Regions from separate parts of the Homo sapiens genome. Here region 2 is linked to region 1. Evidence: chromatin contacts called from ENCODE Hi-C or POLR2A ChIA-PET data. All regions are on one chromosome and are shown on one strand. Each heading gives the region's core, a stretch centred on a gene start or an enhancer-like site at or near the end of the contact. The rest is flanking DNA. Distances are from core to core; before and after follow the strand shown. Region 1 holds the start of LINC01250 (long intergenic non-protein coding RNA 1250). Region 2 overlaps EIPR1 (EARP complex and GARP complex interacting protein 1).

Region 1 (6,782 bases), core at 1,666-4,165:
TATATATATAATACACACACACTCACACACACACACACACACACACATTCACATATAATTTTTGAAAAGGAAGGTGAAATTTTGACATTATTCAAATTTGATATCATCGCTTACCTAAGAAAAATAATGTAAAATTATACTAATTTTTAAAAAAATTTTAATAGGAACATAAAAAGCAGTCGTTTTCCTACATATCAGCATTAACAGTTAGAGAAACAATGGGAAAAGAATTCTATTCACAATTTTAAAACTGAGTACCTGGAAATTAATCTTACAAGAAGTCTGTCAGGCTCAAATAATTAAATCCATAAGCCCAAGAGAGCACCATAGAAAATATTTGAACAAATGGAGAAATACAGTATATTCCATATCTAAAAAGAAATATTAAGAAGATGTACGTTTTTGCCAAACTAATTTATGAATTTGATGCAACTCAAACTTCCAATAGAATTTTGTAAGCAAAATTGATTATAAATGTTGTCTAGAAAAATGAAAAGCAAAAAAAAGCAAGGAAATTTTTTAAAAATAATAACATGGATGCGTATAGGATACTTCAGGCTGAAATAAAGTGGCAATAAGTAAATGGGTGAAGTACTAGGGCAAAAATACACACAGTGATCACTAGACTAGAACAGAGACCCAGAAACATGCCCAGTATATACCAGCAGTCAGCCTAGACAGTCATCCCTGGATCCCCACGAGGGACTGGTTTCAGGACTCCCTGCAGGTACCAAAATCTGAGAATGCTCAAGTCCTGATATAAAACGGTGCTGTATTTGGATAAAGTCTACACACATCCTCTCATATACTTCAAGTCATCTCCAGATTACCTGTAATAGCTAATACAACGCAAATCCCACGTCAATAGTTGTCATTAGAGTGTATCGGTTTTATTTGTATTAGTTTTTGTTGTGCTGTTTTTTTTTTCCTGAATATTTTCCATCTATGGTGATTGAATTGCAGGTGTGGAAGCTGCAGATAGGAAGATCAACCTTAACACTGTTTGGCACTCACATCTGCGGGAGGCCGAGCAGAGACCCAGAGCCCAGGTCTCACAGCCAGGCCGTCCAGAGGGAGCCCTGTTTCCATCATCGAGCAGCTGTGTGACCCTGAGCAAGTTCCTTAACTTGGCTTTGCTTTACATTTCTTCGCCAGTCAAATAAAGATAATAATATCTCTCTTACTGGGTGGTTGTGAGGATTATATAAGTTAATAGATGAAAAGCCCTAAAAAGAAGGCCTGCACATATTAAGTTCTATAGAAGAATGTATTAAAGAAAACAACTAAGTTGGGTTAGAAAAATTAGTTAATTGGGAGGACAATAAATCGGCTCCATTCATGCTCGCACTACACACCCTGATGGAATACCAGGTTCAGCTACAAAATAGAATTACTAAATAATAATAGAGAGCAGATAAAACACGTGATCTTGCAGCAGTGACGTGTTTTGAATATGACGGGGTGTGGGGAGATTCGGGGATGGGGAAACACAAAGCTCTGGGAAATCAAGAAAAGCAGCAATTCCTAGAGTCAGTTGCCCTCGTAACACAGCCAGGAGAGCTCAGTCTATGTTTAAGCTAAATATGATAGAGTGTAACATCTATACAAATGTAAGGGGAAAATCAACAGGTCTGGGTAAAAATAATTTCTGGAATAAGATAAGGTATTCCTGCATTCTCAGTCTTTAGTCTATGAAAACCGTCAGAAAATAAAAACGGGAAAACTAAAATGCCTCCCAAGAATGCCATCCTTTTTTTTTTAACATTAAAAACATTCTCTAAGGAATAGAGTTTCCTCATTACTGCTGTGAAATCCACATGAATACTAAAGAATGTATGTTTTCTCCAAAAAGAGTGTGTGCCTGAACATAAGATTACCACGCACGCTGCGATGAGCTGGGAACACCATCTCATCTCTGCACAGAGCCGCCGTTTCAAAGACGCAAGAGCTGGGAATCTCAGCAAATCAAATTGCACAACATGAAGCGCTGTCTCTATCGCGCGGTTAGCTTACTGCTATCATTTGTGGGAAATACGAGGCGCTAAAATTCTGACACCACATTCCTTGCAGAGCCTTGCAACGGGAAGAAGAAATGGCACGGCGTGAACCCAGTCTCTCAAATGAGTCGGCCAAACCTTGACAATTGATCTAGCGCCACTGCAGTTTATCCCACAAAAGCCTTACCCTAAGTCCAGCGGATCCCCACGCAATCTGAGAGTGCCAGGCAGGCCCCATTATTCCAGGACCACAAAGGGAGCCCGTGCCCTTGGCGAGGACTCCAGGGCTCTAAAGATGACTGGATAGCAGCAGCTGTCACAAAGCCTGTTCCTAGGCATAACAGAAATTGGAAAAGTTTGTTTCCAGTGCCTCTGCACACTCCCCACCCCACCCTTCAACACCGCCTTCCATCGTTCCCCTCCACCCCCTTGCGTGCAGCAGTTTTTGCTGTACCTAAAAGGACTTGTTTTGCAAGTGAAGACTTGCCGCCAGGAGAAGGACGCTGCCATGACAGGCGCTTTACACACGTGTTCTAATCACAGCTATCCTGAAAGACAAACTATGTTCGCATCCTCATTTTACAGAGAAAGACATGAAACCTCTATGAGTGAAGAATTTGCCAAAAGGGGCCCTGCCTCAGCCCCCTGGGCCCTGCCATACTCCAGGAGAGACGGTCAGCACCCTGGGTCCTGGGCAGCCATGGAGGGAGGCCACACACCTTCCGAGGCATCCAGTGCCACCACAGACACAGCGCCTTCTCCTCTGCCCAGACCTGCCCCCTGCTTGGGGCTTTTGGACCCTCTCCCCACATCCAGTGTGCCTACTGTGTTCTCTCCTCGGGAGGACCCTGTTGTCTGCTAAGGTCACAATGACACCCAGTGTGGAGGCAACGTGGGTGGCTGGTGACTCTTTCCTCATGCCACACGCTCAGCACGCTTCCAGGGAGCCCTTGATGGGTGGGCCCAGCGCTGTTCCCACGGCACCAAGAGAGACAAGGTCTCCACCAATACAGCGTGAGCAGGGAGGGGGCAGACGAGGAAGGACAGTTCTGTGTCCCAGCATCAGTGACTGGGTTTTAGATAAGTAGGTCTAGGTCTCCTCTGGCCTCTTCCACCCTCTTATGTATAGATCCATACCAAATTGTTTAAATGCCCTGACTCTTCATCTGTAAAATAGGGCAATGACCGCCCACACTGCTCCTGCTGCCTCTTCTCAACAAGGGGGTTGTGCAGATCCGAGAGGGAAGCCGCACACAGGAAGGTTGTTGAGATGGGAGAGGGAGACCGCGCAGCTTACAGGTAGATGCTGCTTCTGAAGCTGCTGGCGGATTGGGGTGCGCGTCACAAGGTGGAGTTTGCTTTTAGAACCCAAATGACAAAGATCTCTGAGTTATAAGCACCTCTCACCTCAACCAGCAGCAGCAGAGGGGGCTGAGTGGTCATCACAGGGTCTCCTAGGAACACAGAGACGACCTGGCCTGGCCCTGTCCACTTACTGCCGGTGAGACCCTGGCCATGTCACTTAATGTCTGGCAAACTCACTTTTCTCACCTGTAAAATGGGTTCCTAGCCCTGCCTCGCCTGCTTGCTGGGTGGTGAGGATCACAGCCTGGACTGGGAGATGGGTGGGGCGTGCATGAATAGGCAGAGAGGAAATGAAAGGCTGCTCCAGCTTGCCCAAGGGCCAGAGACGGTCCATGCTTGGTGTGCTGGAGTTGGGGCTGAGAGAGAGACAGTGTTATTTTCCTGGAGATAGGACTTCTTATTTCGCTGGAGTACCCAGCTTTGGACAGGAAATCACTTGTTCATTGTTATCAGCCTGGGAGAGGAAATAAGGGCCCACATCTCTGCACTGCTTGCCCTGGAATGTGATTTATTGGAAACACTGGATAACTCATAGATGATAAAAACAACTGAAATGAGGCCCTGGAAGCTGCTCTGGCCTGAGCTCAGCGCAGCCCTGAGGCAGCAGCCGGGCAGGGAAGCCTGAGAGCTGCTGGGGCCGCAGGGACTCGGCCACGTCCAGCCACACAAAACAAACCAAACGTTTCGGGCGATCCTGGGGCAGCATCCTTTCCTCATCCTGCCTGGGCCAGGAGCCTGGGGCTACGAAGTCGTAAAGACTTACCCAGTGCATTCTGTCCAGAATCAGGGGCCCCTCTCAAGAGAAAATACAGCATCACAAAAGTCCACACGGAGGCACATTGGCGGCTGTCATGCTTTGTTGATCCCCGTGACAGATGCTGAAACACCAGCTAGTAAAATGGACACTTTGGGGCTGACATCTGCTGCTGTGCCTGTAATGAGCACTTCCTGTATGCAGGCAGCTGGGTGCCAGGCACAGGAAATCTACACAGGCCACAGAATAATTTGATTTGGGCTTTCTACGGAGTGCGCGCCGTCTCTGAGCTTTCGTGATTTCATCTTCCGGAAGGCGAAAATCATCCCTCTGCTGAATTGGGTTTTGATTTGCTGGTGTTCACCTGACAGGACGCATCTCCCGCGAAGAAGCAGTGTTTGACTCCGTGCTGCAGGGTTGTTTTGTCTCCGAAATGCAAACCAGCTACTTTTTTAATCCCATGGAGACCGTCCAGACACCAGACATTACTATATCCCTGGAATTATTCCCTGGGCAGCCGCAAATGAAGCTGGGAAGAACTGCAGTGGAGGGTGGAGGACGGAGGGTGGAGGGTGGAGGGTGGAGGGTGGGAGGTGGGTGACTGGGAGCATTTCCTGTGGTGGAGGAGCTGATCACACGTACAGGAAGGGAACACCTGGAGCCCTGGCTGGCAACCCTGTCCAGACTGCACTCAGCATCCACAGCAGCACGCACAGGGCAGCAGGAGTGCTTCCTCAGTGCAGAGAGCACCAGAGCTGCCCCACCTTCTCCTAGCCATCTGCAACTACTGGCCCCCAAGGAGAATTAAGAAGAACTCAGAGGAGCTAAACTCACCAAGATTGAGCCAAAGTCCTCAGGACACGCCAGAAGAGCCTCCATTAGCTCTGTCCCAGATCCATCCTAAGGGAACAGTGCAGAGGCAAGAGGCAAAGGGCCAAGATGAGGCCCCAGCACCTTCTTCTTGAACATGTGGGGGCCAGGAGACAAGAGCCACACCCTCACCCCAGCCTGGTCTGCAGGGTCTGTCCTCCCTGCTTGGTTCTTCCCTAAGGCAACTCACAAAGCCACTGCAGACAGCAGGACTGCAGTTTTTGAGCCAAAAGTTGAGACACAGGTTTTGACAATTTAAAAAAAGATTTTTCTCATTAGTAAATATATTTGAGATGTTAGAAAGAGGTTTCACAAATCATATTAATTTATATGTGAATTAATATATTTTGTTAAATAACCTCTCCCTGGGTCCCTCCCACAACATGTGGGAATTCTGGGAGATACAATTCAAGTTGAGATTCGGGTGGGGACACAGCCAAACCGTATCACATGACCAAGGCAGATGAGACCCTGCTCGAAGTTGATGTTTCAGTTGGGGTGCCAGGAGGGCACTGGGAGACACACGAGAATGCAAGAGAAGACCACCTTTGCCCTGGTTTAAACATATATCTATATAACATAAACTTAGGATCTTAAGTGTGGAGTGCAGCAGGGCTGGCTCTACACACACTACTGGAACTTTTCATCCGGCAAATCTGAAACTAGGGATCCATTAAACAACCCCCAGAAACACCCTTCCCCCACTGCCCTGGCACCCACCATTCTACTTTATGTTGCTAAGAGTTTAACTATGCCAGGGACCTCACAGGAAGTGGAATTCCACAGTATTTGTCCTTCTGTGACGAATGACTTCGCCTGCACCACTTAGCGTGATGTCCGCAAGGTTTATCCGGGCCATAGCATGTCAGGGGAAACATCACTTTCAGGCCAGAAAATGACAGAAGCTGTGAGGATGACAGAATAAGCTGATCTGATTAAGGAGTCATGGGAGCCGGGCACAGTGGCTCACATCTGTAATCCCAGCACTTTGGGAGGTCAAGGCGGGCAGACTGCTTGCCTCCAAGAGTTCATGACCAGCCTGGGCAATAGGGTGAAACCCCATCTCTACAAACAATTTAAAAATTAGCTGGTTTCAGGCCAGGTGAGGTGGCTCACGTCTGTAATCCCAGCACTTTGGGAGGTCGAGACAGGCGGATCATGAGGTCAGGAGATCAAGACAATTCTGGCTAACACGGTGAAACCTCATCTCTACTAAAAATACAAAAAGTTAGCCAGGCATGGTGGTGTGCGCCTGTAGTCCCAGCTACTCAGGAGGCTGAGGTAGGAGAGTTGCTTGAACCCGGGAGGTGGAGGTTACAGTGAGCCAAGATCGCACCACTGCACTCCAGCCTGGGTGACAGAGTGAGACTCTGTCTAAAAAAAAAAAAAAAATAGCTGGTTTCCAGCTTCATCCATGTCCCTGCACAGGAACAGAAAACCGAACACCCCATGTTCTCACTCATAAGTGGGAGTTGAACAATGAGAACACATGGACACAGGGAGGGGAACATCACACACTGGGGCCCGTCAGGGGGTGGGAGGCAAGGGGAGGGAGAGCATTAGGACAAATACCTAATGCATGCGGGGCTTAAAACCTAGATGACGGGATGATGGGTGCAGCAAACCACCATGGCACATGCATACCCATGTAACAAACCTGCACGTTCTGCACATGTAATCCAGAACTTAAAGTAAATTTAAAAAAAAAAAGAATATCTGGACATATTACGACTGAATCCAGTGCCTTTCAGGTTTCATTTTTCAATATAAATAATGACTAACATTAAAAAAAATTA
Region 2 (6,782 bases), core at 2,451-4,950, 180 kb after region 1:
ACGTCCCTAAGATGTCATTCACCAAGCTGCATTCCCTCTCTTGACAGTCTGTAGAAAGCTTGGTTCTCTAGGCAGTGAGTGAAAAGGATCTCGTTCCCAGTCTCGGCACCACCACTCACAGTCGAGTGATCCTGGGCCAGTCACTCAAGTGCTCAGAGCCCAGACTCAGCAAATTTATGACGCAAGAGTCACACTATTTGGTCTCCAAGGTGCCTCTTGACAGGGACCCTAAGATTCCCCAGTGAGGTATGCAGCCTGGCCTGGCAAAGCGCAAACTCCAGTGCAGACAGCTGTGGCTGGATCACTAAATCAATAGTTTGAACCATATGAAACTGCCATTCTTATAGGTCAAAAAGGGTCAAATTTCAGCAATTTCATATAATTCAACCCTGTGAAATCCCAAACAAGACTTTTAACCTCCCAGTTTTCACAATTGCAAAATGAATGTCCTATATTATGGAAAACTAGTTTTAAGATGTCAAAACTCCAAAATTCTATTTGGTCCATTAAAACGACAGTTTCCCCTGTAACACATGTACTCTCCTTTGTACCTAGACAGTGATTACATATGAATGGCTGGCTTCTGGTCTTTCCAGCACAGGTCTATCTAAATGCCTTTACACAGGCCCGCCCCCTCTCCTTCTCGTCAGTGCCTCAGCTTCAGGATGCAAGCACCCCTCCTCTGCTCTTACAGTGCCTTCATCATTGCTCCCTAAAAAGCCTGGACTGGGCTCCCAGCAGTCTCGCCTCAATGCCACCTGCATGTCCACGGCCACATCCTTGCCTCACAGCCTCTCCAATGTGTCCGTTTCTCAAGGCTGTACTTCAGGGTCAAATGGGCTTTCGCGCTAATACCCTATCAAACAGCCTTCTTGCCAATACCATTTCCATGAAAAAAAAAAAGAATCAACCAAAAACAAAAACAAGAAGGTACACACAATGCACTTATTTCTGGATGATGCTGGGAAGTCCCGATGTCCCAATCATACAAATACCTAATGGTCCAAAAGCGTTTGTAAACCAGCTGTCGCCCAGGCATGTTTTCTACAAGAGAGTATATATGTCATGGGTTATAAACAGCGAGTGAGCGAGTGAACCTGTGAACTCCGGACAGTGCCAATTCCAACAGCACAGGCTTCTGTGTGTTCTTCATTAGGAGAAATCTTGTTTTTCAGGGTACAGTTCTCAAAATAGTCAAAAATCTCAGAGGCCAGCCTGATGAATGAAAAAGATGATTCATAGGGCTAAATTATCAGGAGCCAAAAAGTATCCTACAAAAACACAGCAGAGAGATTTTCTCAGATGGCACTGAAGCTGACTTTTAGAGCATTTCTGAAAGAAAAGTTCCAAAAATGTTTTGGGAAATGACAGTTTCTTTGGACAAGCAGAGGTCAGCATCACGGGCACGCAAGTTCCTCTGTGTCTGCATGAGATTCCGCAATGAGCCTTGCTTTTCAGATGCAGCTTCCGGGATGAGTGACTCAGTTCCAAGTGAGATGCAGTAGACGGCAACAAACACACATCTTCTTTCTGACCCCTTCACAACAACAAGCATGGAGGCAGGTCCCGGGGACTCCAAGGAGAACTGGCCTTCACTCCCTGTGCCTGCCAGGGGACAGCCATCTGAACACTGAGGAGTCTCCCAGGCCAGGTCACTAAGTTAGAGAATGCTCCAAGGAGAACTGGCCTTCACTCCCTGTGCCTGCCAGGGGACAGCCATCTGAACACTGAGGAGTCTCCCAGGCCAGGTCACTAAGTCAGACAATGCTCTTTCTTCTTCCAAGTGGGCCAGGCTCATTATTGAGTAATTAGTTCTTACTCAGGTACCCACAATGGTGGCCAAACATACCTGAACTGTGTTAAAAACAAAACCAAACGAGAAAAGTGTTTCTGGTCTTATAATATTTGTTTGACACCTCAAACCTCTTATTTTCATTTCAGAGACTGATTAAATACAGTCTCAAGGTGATAAAATAACACAGTAGGATAAAAATAAAGTGACAAGTGGCAAGGGATGGTTAGTCATCTTTGATACCTGTGGATACTCAAACCCACCATTTAAAATGTCTTAGGTGTTAGATGTGGTAGGTGTTTCTATCAGGAACACGTGGGAATAAAAACAAATTTAGAACTCACATCTGGGCTTCTCACTTCTAAAACAAGGGTCAGGAGGCCAGAAGGCGGAGCAGCGCATCAGTTAGGATTTGACAGGACCACCATGAGGGCTCTGAAGGCGGAGAGACTGCCAGATGCGATAAAGCAGAAGCTCACAGGACTCTTTTACAGGGCTCCTGAGGCCACGCCAGCAGTGGGAAAATCTCCAGAGTGGAACTGAATTCAAGAAACCTGTGTATAGAATACTCCCTCAGCGACTTGGGGTTCCAGATCCAGCCACCTGAAAACTTTCCGGCATACAGCAAAAAGAAAACCCCTGATTTCCTAAACTCAATCAGCTTTGAGTTTAACGAGGGTGCCTCTGGGCCAATGTCTAATGAATCACAGGATCAGAGTCACCGCCTGATATTCTGTGGTTCTGGTGAAGCCTGGGCAGCACAGCAAGACCCTGTCTCTACAAAAAATTTAAATGTTAACAATTAATTAAAATTTAAATTTAAATAAAACGTGTGGTGAGTGGCAAACTGCGGTTTCAAGCAATTAGAAGACAATCCCTCTTCTGAAATCCAGGTCCTTGGCTTTCTCATGCTGTCTCATCCTCCCAGCACCACACTCTCCTTTCTTTGCCTCCCAGTTCTTTTCTGTTGGCTGCTTCTCCTTCTGCTGCTGGGCTTTAGCAAGCTGATCCTGAGTGCAGTTGGTGGATGGCGACAGGCCGGATGAAGACAGCGATGGCAGTGACGTGACGTCGCGGAACCAGAGGTTGTGCCCCATTGCAGTGGCCATTGCCAGAAGCCCAGGCCCGCTGCGGATCCACAGCCCTCCCTGCATCCTGGAACCCCCGCCACCTTGTCACTGTCACTCTGGGTGAACTGCTTGCTTTGTGTCTGTCTTCCCATCAGACGACAGGCTCCCAAAGGCCAGGCCAGCCGTGTCTGCATGGCTGAGCTCGGGGCGCTCCAGCAGGGCGTCTGGCATGCAGCAGAGAGGGATCAATACTGAGAACAGAACAGAGGAAAAGGGCAGAAGCTCCAGGGCCAAGGTCAGCAGGAGGGAGGGCCTGGGCAGCCACAGCAGGGACACGAAATCTGACTCCGTTTTTTTCATCTGTAAAACTGAAATTGTGACTCAAGAGTTGTGGAGATTAAATATGAAGACCGCTGAAAAGTGACAGTGGCGCTGGCTCACAGCTGCACTCAGTTGTGGTGACAGCCAGTGCCCTTGTGTCCACCTATGTAACCATCCCCAGCCTGGGGACTTACACAGCCCAACGTCACGTGTATTTGCTGCACTTTTAGTTGCAATTCACAAAAGCTGGCTCCGGCTGATTAAGCAGAAAAGGAGATCAACGTGAGGGGCTGGGTGGAAGGGGAGGGGTGCCAGGCAGCTCACTCTCACCAGCCATGCCGAGGGCCAGGCTAAGGGGAGCCTCTGGGGGCCAAGCTCGGAGCCTCACCAGGGCCATGGCCCAGCAGGGGAGTCTCTGCGGCCCCCATCCAGCACAAAGGAAGCCACCCCACAGCTCTGCTGCTGCCTTAGGCTGCTGCGTGCCAGGGACCGACCACCACCTGGAAGTCACCGGCACTGCTGCCACCTCGACCGCCACTCACAGCAGCAGTGGCAGCCCCCACTGTCCCCTCACGCTGCCACGTCTGAATCAGTCTCACCCAAATGCTCAGGCCAGCAGAGTCGGGTCACAGCGAAACTGGAAAATAGATTTCTTATTTTCATATTGGGAAATGCGACTAATAACCTAGGAAATTTCCCCAAGCACAGGAAGACTACTCCAAAGATAAGGAGCAGCCACAAACCCGCCAGACGCCGGCAACCTGACTTCTGAGTGTTTCCCGGCACCGTGAACACAATAGACGACACGTGATACGGTGCGGCCTCTGCGCCCGGGAAGCTTCGCCCTCTGCTGGCAGACGGCGGGATCCATCGGGTGCTGGGAGGACCGGGAATCACAGCAGGCTGACCAGCCATAACAGACAGAGTATAACCCCAAAGAGTCAATCGCTGTCAAAGGAAGACTGTTAAAAATCTTATACAGTCATATAATTTGGGTTGAATAATGAAGATTCTCATAAAACCCTATCACTCAAATCTCCGATTTACAGTACTTGTTGCATGGTTTGAAAAGATTTCCTGTTACAAAATCCCCACTGTGTGATTTGCTGACTCTGATGTAGGAAGACAGACACGGTCACCAAGTTCACACAGAAAGGATCCATCTGAAGGGCTGGAAACGCCCAGGCACGCGGACAGGCAGCGGTGAAGCCACAGAGATGATCTTCCCAAGACCCCACGGAGCGCCACGCAAGGCTGCAGAGATCCAGGGAACAGCGTGCTGTGCGCGGGGAGGTGGTCTGGCGAGATCGGAGTTGAGATGGCCAGGGCTGAGGAACAAAGTGTCCAGGGTTCCCAGCGTTTCTCAGAATCACCCAGGCAACCTCATCAGAAGACATGGTTCTGCTCCACATCCAGCAACCAAGACTATGTGATCCTGACACCTGCAGTTCAGCCCTCCACTCCCGTCCTGTTCAACCCTCCACTCCCGTCCAATTCAGCCCTTCAGTCCCGTCCAATTCAGCCCTCCACTCCCGTCCAGTTCAGCCCTCCAGTCCCATCAGTTCAGCCCTCCACTCCCGTCCAGTTCAACCCTCCAATCCCATCCAGTTCAACCTTCCACTCCCGTCCTGTTCAGCCCTCCAATCCCGTCCAGTTCAACCTTCCACTCCCGTCCAATTCAGCCCTCCACTCCCGTCCAGTTCAGCCCTCCAGTCCCGTCCAGTTCAGCCCTCCACTCCCGTCCTGTTCAACCCTCCACTCCCGTCCAATTCAGCCCTTCAGTCCCGTCCAATTCAGCCCTCCACTCCTGTCCAGTTCAGCCCTCCAGTCCCGTCCAGTTCAGCCATCCAGTCCCGTCCAATTCAGCCCTCCACTCCCGTCCAGTTCAGCCCTCCAGTCCCGTCCAGTTCAGCCCTCCACTGCCATCCAGTTCAGCCCTCCATTCCCGTCCAGTTCAACCCTCCAATCCCGTCCAGTTCAACCCTCCAGTCCCGTCCAGTTCAGCCCTCCAATCCCGTCCAGTTCAACTCTCCACTCCCGTCCAGTTCAACCCTCCACTCCCGTCCAGTTCAACCCTCCACTCCTGTCCAGTTCAACCCTCCACTCCCGTCCAGTTCAACCCTCCACTCCCGTCCAGTTCAACCCTCCACTCCCAACCAGTTCAGCCCTCCACTCCCGTCCAGTTCAGCCCTCCAGTCCCATCAGTTCAGCCCTCCACTCCCGTCCAGTTCAACCCTCCAATCCCATCCAGTTCAACCTTCCACTCCCGTCCTGTTCAGCCCTCCAATCCCGTCCAGTTCAACCTTCCACTCCCGTACAGTTCAGCCCTCCACTCCCGTCCAGTTCAGCCCTCCAGTCCCGTCCAGTTCAACCCTCCACTCCCGTCCAGTTCAGCCCTCCACTTCCATCCCGTTCAGCCCTCCAGTCCCATCAGTTCAGCCCTCCACTCCCGTCCAGTTCAACCCTCCAATCCCATCTAGTTCAACCTTCCACTCCCGTCCTGTTCAGCCCTCCAATCCCGTCCAGTTCAACCCTCCACTCCCGTCAGTTCAGCCCTCCACTCCTGTCCAGTTCAACCCTCCACTCCCATCCAGTTCAACCCTCCACTGCCGTCCAGTTCAGCCCTCCACTCCTGTCCTGTGCCCCCATTGAGTAACGGACTGGGGCCACCTTCACAGACCTGACAACCCTGGGGAGGAGCAGGTGCAGGAGACGGGGAAAGACAGACAAAGGGGGACCTGCCCGCCCTCCAGAAAGGCCCTCACCATTGACGACACCGCCACAATCTCTCCCACAGCCAGGCTGAAAGTGATCTGACAGTTTCAACTCACCCCTTTCATTTATGTCTATATCCAGACAGTCTTCTAAGTGTCTGTCATATCCATTTCTGATAAATTCTCACCTCCTCCCAGGCGGTTCATAGGCTCTGTTCTCCTTTCTTTCCTATTTATTCTGTATTTTCCTACAAGATGACTCCTTGTTACATATTACCATCATCACGCCAATTCTATGACCTGAAAATTTCAAATCGCTGCTTCCCCCCTTTCTACTGAGTTCCGAGGCAGTCACTTGGGTCTGAGCCCACTACAATGTAAAGCCACGCCTTTTACAAACAATACTGTGCTGAACTTATTGACAGACACAAAAACGAAACTGGGGTGAGCTGCATGGGCACCCAGCGCAGACGCATTCAGCCTGAGGGACAGAGGCCCGAAGTCATCATTTCGTCATGCTAGCGGTGGCCTGGGTCCCGCCCCGCCCCTTCCCTTGGCTCCTCTGAACAGCGCTGTACACACCTTTCCCACATTCTGGGTTTCTATGGATATTTGGTTGGATTTGTTCTCTTTTCCCCCCTTCTGTTTCCCAGGTTAGTGTTTTATGCAGAATTCATTATCTAAGATTCTTTAACTTATTCCCTGGTCACTCGTTTTTGGTGATATCATATATTACTTTTTGTCATAAGAAGTTTGGTTTTCTTTATGAAATTACGGTTGGGCCATAAACAACACACAGTTTAGGGGCACCAAACCCCAACACAACTGAAAAATCTGTGTGTAACTTTTGGCTCCCCAAAAACTTAACTACTAATAGCCCACTGT

What was found. A loop is a pair of places that touch in the nucleus more often than their neighbours do. ChIA-PET counts read pairs that join two places held with the same protein, here RNA polymerase II (POLR2A). Pooled maps may share reads with other maps.
Region 2: a map of endothelial cell of umbilical vein shows a loop between it and region 1 (3-fold over the local background). The contact joins the enhancer-like site here to the promoter of LINC01250 in region 1. A Hi-C loop is called at or near these places in 1 of 168 maps with a recorded cell type or tissue (endothelial cell of umbilical vein), 5 of 37 single-sample maps with no recorded cell type and 8 of 50 pooled maps. POLR2A ChIA-PET finds 5 or more read pairs at or near these places in 1 of 52 experiments (SK-N-SH).

Annotation. Positions count from the first base shown.
Region 1 is chr2:3,123,111-3,129,892 of GRCh38, forward strand. It overlaps LINC01250 (long intergenic non-protein coding RNA 1250), which reads right to left and starts at 2,916. Exons shown (of 7, transcript NR_110228.1): 1 at 2,717-2,916; 2 at 2,452-2,545; 3 at 2,185-2,328. RefSeq lists a silencer at 4,297-4,461.
Region 2 is chr2:3,299,757-3,306,538 of GRCh38, forward strand. All of the region lies in intron 3 of EIPR1 (EARP complex and GARP complex interacting protein 1), which reads right to left. Among named protein-coding and RNA genes, the nearest start is that of EIPR1, 75 kb to the right of the region's middle. Within about 2 kb of position 3,701, at least 9 of the 41 ENCODE cell types and tissues checked have a DNase peak (open chromatin) inside an H3K27ac peak, as active enhancers do.